Linked DNA regions of Homo sapiens: region 2 is linked to region 1. Evidence: chromatin contacts called from ENCODE Hi-C or POLR2A ChIA-PET data. All regions are on one chromosome and are shown on one strand. Each heading gives the region's core, a stretch centred on a gene start or an enhancer-like site at or near the end of the contact. The rest is flanking DNA. Distances are from core to core; before and after follow the strand shown.

Evidence for each region. Hi-C counts contacts between places; a loop is a spot of excess contacts on that map. ChIA-PET counts read pairs that join two places held with the same protein, here RNA polymerase II (POLR2A). Pooled maps may share reads with other maps.
Region 2: a pooled map shows a loop between it and region 1 (3-fold over the local background). The contact joins the promoter of HPCAL4 here to the enhancer-like site in region 1. A Hi-C loop is called at or near these places in 1 of 168 maps with a recorded cell type or tissue (mammary epithelial cell) and 2 of 50 pooled maps. POLR2A ChIA-PET finds 5 or more read pairs at or near these places in 2 of 52 experiments (BJ and activated T-cell).

What each region holds. Positions count from the first base shown.
Region 1 is chr1:39,266,980-39,270,043 of GRCh38, reverse strand. All of the region lies in intron 6 of MACF1 (microtubule actin crosslinking factor 1), which reads right to left. Among named protein-coding and RNA genes, the nearest start is that of MACF1, 64 kb to the right of the region's middle. Within about 2 kb of position 1,668, at least 18 of the 41 ENCODE cell types and tissues checked have a DNase peak (open chromatin) inside an H3K27ac peak, as active enhancers do; they include mammary epithelial cell, where a contact is called at or near this core.
Region 2 is chr1:39,690,167-39,692,866 of GRCh38, reverse strand. It overlaps HPCAL4 (hippocalcin like 4), which reads left to right and starts at 1,434. Exons shown (of 4, transcript NM_016257.4): 1 at 1,434-1,561. RefSeq lists an enhancer at 465-1,055 and silencers at 1,128-1,357, 1,578-1,657.

The sequences.
Region 1 (3,064 bases), core at 419-2,918:
AGGGAAGCTGGTAAACAGACCTGCCTGAGAGTAAGTACTATCTAGCATTGCACCTTGAGAGATCATCCCACCAGATAGCTTGAGCAATTACGCCACTTGGCTACTCAGAATCAGGGATTCCCCAGAGACAAGTCTTGGTTTCAAGCATCAAGGGGCAGACCTGAAATAGATTCTGCTTGCTGAGCTCCAGCAGATACTAACCCACATGGGGGTAAGTTTGAGAGGCACCAACATCCTCACTGCTCACCACACTCAGCTTTAATATGTTTGAGGGCCAAGAATCCAAACAGCAGTTTGATTATCTCTTGAACATGCCCACCTACCTCTTCCAGACCCCATGATGGGGTGTGGCTTGCCTCCAGAGAAAGAGTGCCATCCTCTTCTGAGAAGGAAGTAGAGCTCTTTTCAGGTTCTGTATCTTTAGGCTGGATCCCATGTATGTGTGGCCCATCACTGCCATAGCCAGAGGAGGAGGGCAAAATGCTCACAGTCACACCACTGATGGACAAATCACTCTGAGAAGTAGGCAGTCTGGAATCCTGGGGGGGCACTTGACCCACATGGGAAGGCTCCGTGCGTCTTTGGCCTCCAGGCTGGTCCAGTAGTAATGAAGAAACAGAACATTCTATAATCCAGGAAGCTGTCTGAGGGGCACCTGAAACACTCTTGGTTCCTTCCTCCACACTCCAGCCCTCTGAAAATTGTTCTTGATTTCCTTTATCAGTGGGGTAGTCTGTCCTAGGCAAAGCACAGCTCCGAAACCCACGCTGAATATTTCCTTTCTCCACTGCAGTCTCTCCTTGCAAAGGCAGCAACACAGCCCTGCTGCTGCAGGATGCTGTCCTAGGAAATTCCACCAGTTGGCTCACTGACTTCTCGCAGTTCCTTTCTGCTGGGTTATCAAGCAGGTGAGCAATGACAGTCATCCCCTCTTCCAGGGAATCCCAGACCCCTCCAGCAACTGATGACTCATTCTCTAACAAAAGGTGGGCGGTCTGGACCTCCCCTTGGAATCTCTCCTTTACCTGTACTATCATCCCCCGATCGACTACCCGTGAGTTGGGGGCTGAGTCCCCAGGCAGCAAAATATCTGGGGGGGTATGCTCTACCCCTCCCACTCCGTCTTCCTTTTGGAGACTCTCTGTTAACTTCGTTAGGGTTTCAGTCTCTTCAATGACTCCAGTTCCTTCTGAGGTTTCTTCCTGGTGAGATGCCTCTGGAGTAGGGATTTTCTTCCCTCTCCACCTCCTTTTGAACCGAACCCTTTTCTTAGGAGATATGGGAGCCTTCTCAGGAATAGCTATTGACTCTTTCGGCTCCTTAAAACAGCCCAGTGAATTTCCCATTTCCTTCCTCTCCTAATCTCAGCAAAAACGCAGCTAAGCCAGTCCTGGGATCCCACAGAAATCCCAACCTTGGCCTCATCGGATTCGATGCACATTTAAAAACATGCACTATGCCGGCAATCCCTCCAATTCTTTCTCCCTCCCTCCCCGCCTCTCTCTGTCTCTTCCAGCCGCTGCCGATTCAGACAGCCATCTTACAGGCTCAGAGCTGCAACAAGACAAATTCAAAGCATCTCACTGCAGTTCAGAAATCACTTGACCTAAAAGCAGACAGAAACCGGATTGGCTGCAGCTTCCTCTCTCCAAATATGAGGTAATTGGAGCACTGCCCTCAGTAACACAAACAGAAAGCAAAAAGGAGCTAGAAACCAGGGGAGGGGAAAAACTAGGGAGGGCCAGGAGGAGGAGGGAAAATGTAAGTGTAAATTGAAAATGGAGGGAAAAAGAAGAGAGGCCGTGGCAGAAGGTAACGTGGAGGAAGGAGGAGGAGAATAGTACCAAAAAGGGAAAAAGCAAACCAGCTCGGCTGGTACTAACCAGCAAGGGAAGGGAAGGGCCCGGGCCAAGAAGAACCAAGCCTGGTGAAGCTGCAATTATGGCTCCCAAACTACAAAATGAAATAGATTTTAAGTGTTGCACCAAGATGCCCAAAAGAAAATATCAAGCAGATATACATATTCTGAATTTTTTCAGGTCAGAAAACAATAAAATTATTTTAATGAAATTATAACCTGAAGAAACCAGAGCCTTCTTCTTACAGTTAAGAAAAGGAACACAGACTTTAAAGATCTAGCCTTCTGGAGCATTTATTTCCCTCCTTTTTCCTATAAAAGAAAAGAAAGATCTGTTAATTCTGCCAGCCAATGACACAGACAGGAAAAATCTGGAAGTTGGTTTTGAGTACAGTAAATGAGTGCTTGGTAAAAAGAATACCACTTCTAAATACAACAGATGAACAGGGTCTCTGATGAACAATATTTGACAAAAATGTTCAATAGTAATTATTGATGCTGCCACTGCTAACATCTAATATATTTTTTGCACTTGCTGTGTGCCAAGCACTGTGTAAAGTTATTTACATGGACTTTCTCATTTAATTCTTACAGTCACTATATGAGGTCAAAACTATTATTTTATATTTTATCGGTAAAGAAACTGAGGTTTGGCCAGGCGCAGTGGCTCACGCCTATTATAATCCTAGTACTCTAGAAGGCCAAGGCAGGCGGATTGCCTGAGCTCAGGAGTTTAAGACCAGCCTGGGCAACATGGTGAAACCCCGTCTCTACTAAAATACAAAAAATTAGCTGGGCACAGTGGCATGCGCCCTTAGTCCCAGCTATTCAGGAGGCTGAGGCATGAGAATTGCTTGAACTGGGAGGTGGAGGTTGCAGTGAGCCAAGATCATGTCACTGCACTCCAGCCTGGCCAACAGAACAAGACTCTGTCTCCAAAAAAGAAAAAAGAAACTGAGGTTTAAGAAAGTTGATTAATAGCCCTAGGTTACACAGCTAGTAAGTGACAAAGCCAGAACATGAACTTCTGTTAACTTTAAGACTTTTAATTTCAACCCCAACTACTCTCTTCTAACTACTGCAGTAGTGGAAATCTGTACTCAGTTGCCAGTTGTGTAAAATAAGAAGTTCCCCCACTGTTCTGAATTGGTAATTAGACTGCATGGACCAAGAGCTCAATCAAAGAGATAACACTTGTTGCCATTT
Region 2 (2,700 bases), core at 185-2,684, 420 kb before region 1:
AGGTTCCTTGGAGCCCTCAGCCCCCGCTAAGGCCGCAGAGAGAAGGCATAGTCCGCAGCCTCGAAAATGGTAGAGCAAAACCGTTTCAAGGGGCAACGGGACAGGTCCTAAAGAAAAGGGACGTCCACGGGTTCCTCCCCCAGCGAGCCTGGCCCAGGCATTTCTGGGACCAGCTCCAGAAGCCTCGCCCCCACTCGCGGCAGGTCTGACCCCATCCTCCATCGCCCCGCCCAGCCCACCTCTACCTTCGCCGCGCGGACAGAAGCCCCGCCTCTCACCGCTGCTCTTCAGCGTCCGCGCTCCGATTAGGCCAATCCCCAGCCGTCCGCCCCGACTTTCGACAGATCCTTAGAAGTCCCTGCCCCGCACGTGGCCCAGCCCGGGGATGTCTGGCTCCCCTTTTGCCCCCAGTTTGGCTTAAAAGGGTTCCTTCCCACAGCCTTGTGTCAGGAGCTCTCAGACGCCAGTGCAGCCCAGGCGGCCGGCCCGGGCTGTGGGGAGACCCCCAAGTGCGGGGAGGAGGTGTTGCCGGGGCCCTGAAAGCTTCCAGACCCGCTCAGTGTAAACCGCCTCGGGTTTGTGTCAACATCCGAGGCCGGAGACTGGCGGCGGCTGGGGACCGGCTCCGTCTGCGGGACGGGAAAACGGGAGGGTGGGGAATGGAGGATCCATGGCTAGGCATAGGGGTCCTTCGGGGGAGAACGCGAGAGGCCTCTTGGGGGTCCATGAGAAAGGAGGAGGGCCCGTCTGGGGAGGGACCGGAATGAAGGGCCAGAGGGGTGGCTGGAGGGAACCCACGACTAGCGCGGGGCTAGGTAGAGGCTGGGACTTCGCCACCCATACCGCGCTCTCCGCGCGCAACCAGCACCCTCCTCTCTGCCCCACGGCGTGAGGGGAGTGGATGCGTGGGGAGGGGGGACGCAGAGATGTGGACTGCTGACCAGCCACCTCCTCCCTCTCCCACCCAGCTCCTCCCCAGCTCCTCTTTGGCCCCTCCCAATTTCGGGTGGGATATGGGTGTGGGGGGGGGTCTCATCTTGTGACTCATCCCCTCTTCCGCCCCCACCCATGCTGGGGCCCAGGAAAGGAAGCTTAGAGATTCGGCTGTGGTTCTCCCGTTTCCATAGCAACGGTGAGGTTGTTTTTGAGAATCCACTTTCATCGTCGACCCTTTCCACCCCAGACTTGTAAGCCGGGGGCTGAGCCTCAGGGCAGGGGTGCAGATGGGGGTGCAGCCCTCCCGCTTCCCGGCGACTCCGGGAAGGTCAGCGCGGGCAGGCGGGGCGCGCTCCTGCGGCCGGGCCTCGCCGGCCACCCGGTCCCCACCTGAAACCCCGCCTGCCACTCCGCTCCAGAGGAGCCAATAGCCGTGCAACCTGCCCGGGATGGGGCGGGGCTTATGCAAATAGTGTCGCCTTCGGGAGGCACATAGTGATACAAGAGCTGGAAGGCGGCTCCGGCGCAGACCTTGGAGAGCACAGCTGCCGGCCCGCGAGCCAGCCTCGGTTCCCGCGGCCCGCCGAGGCTCGGAGCCATCCAGCGACCCGGCGACCGGCCTCAGGTAATGCGAGTGGGACCGGGTCCTCAAGGCAACAAACCCACCGGGCGGAGGCCCTGGCCCCCTCCCCCTCCACTCTCCCTTCCCATCCTCATGTCCTGCCCTGATTCACCTCCCTGACCCGTGGTTCCGCCTTAGGCGGCAGCAACTGAAGAGCCCACCCCTGGGCAGGAGACCCCCCACCTCAGTCCAGGCCCATGGGTGCAGAGAAGGAGGCAGAGCCGCCTACTTATCCCCAGCTCAGGTGAGAACAACCATTGCTATGGCCCCCAACATACACGCGCGCAAACACACATACACACACAGATGCACACACACACATCTGGGGGTGTGGTGGCGCTGGTGCTAGCTGGAGGCGCTGGTCACCCTCCCTCCTGTTTGGATATGGGTTGTCTGCCCAGCACCATGGCAAACTCCCACCTCCACGGATAGCCCCTAGCCACTTCTCATCAGGGAGCCCCTGCCCCCAAAGACAGCCTCCCCCTCCACAGAGCGCTCCCTCCTTGTTGTCCCCAGACACTGTCCCCACATCCCACCCCTCAAGCTGACAGAGCCCACAGCATACCTGAGGGGGGGACAATCCCCCTTCCCCAGTTTTTCTCCTCACAGTCTCGACAGCCCTCCCCAGTGGCCCCCAGTGCTAGGCAGAGGCCCCATATTTGGCATCTCTCATCCTGGCGGGAGGATGAACCAAAGACACCACCCCCAGCAGACCACCCATACCGTCAGTCCAGTTGCTGCCAAGGCCCCAACCTCCATACCTCCTCCCTCCCCCCTCACAGCCAGGCACCAAATCCTCTCATTCTGCCTGTCAAATGTCTTTCTAATTTGTATGACTATTTGCTCCCTCTCTCCCACCTTCCTGCTGCTCCGTGGGGACCTTGCCAAGGTGCCATGTGGGCTGTATTGCTCTTGGCCCTAAAGTGAACTATACCTGGAGGGCAGATGAGCTGGGTTCAAATCTTGTACAGCCAAAGTTTGACTTTGGCCAAGTCACTCCCCTCTCTGATCCTTCATGAAAATGGGGAGAGGTATAACAGAGAGGGTAGACTGGGTGAGATGAACTTGAACAGCCTTCTGGCACTGAGACACTCTGGTTCTATGGCTGATTATGGAAAAACAGGATCCTGAACCAAGAGGAC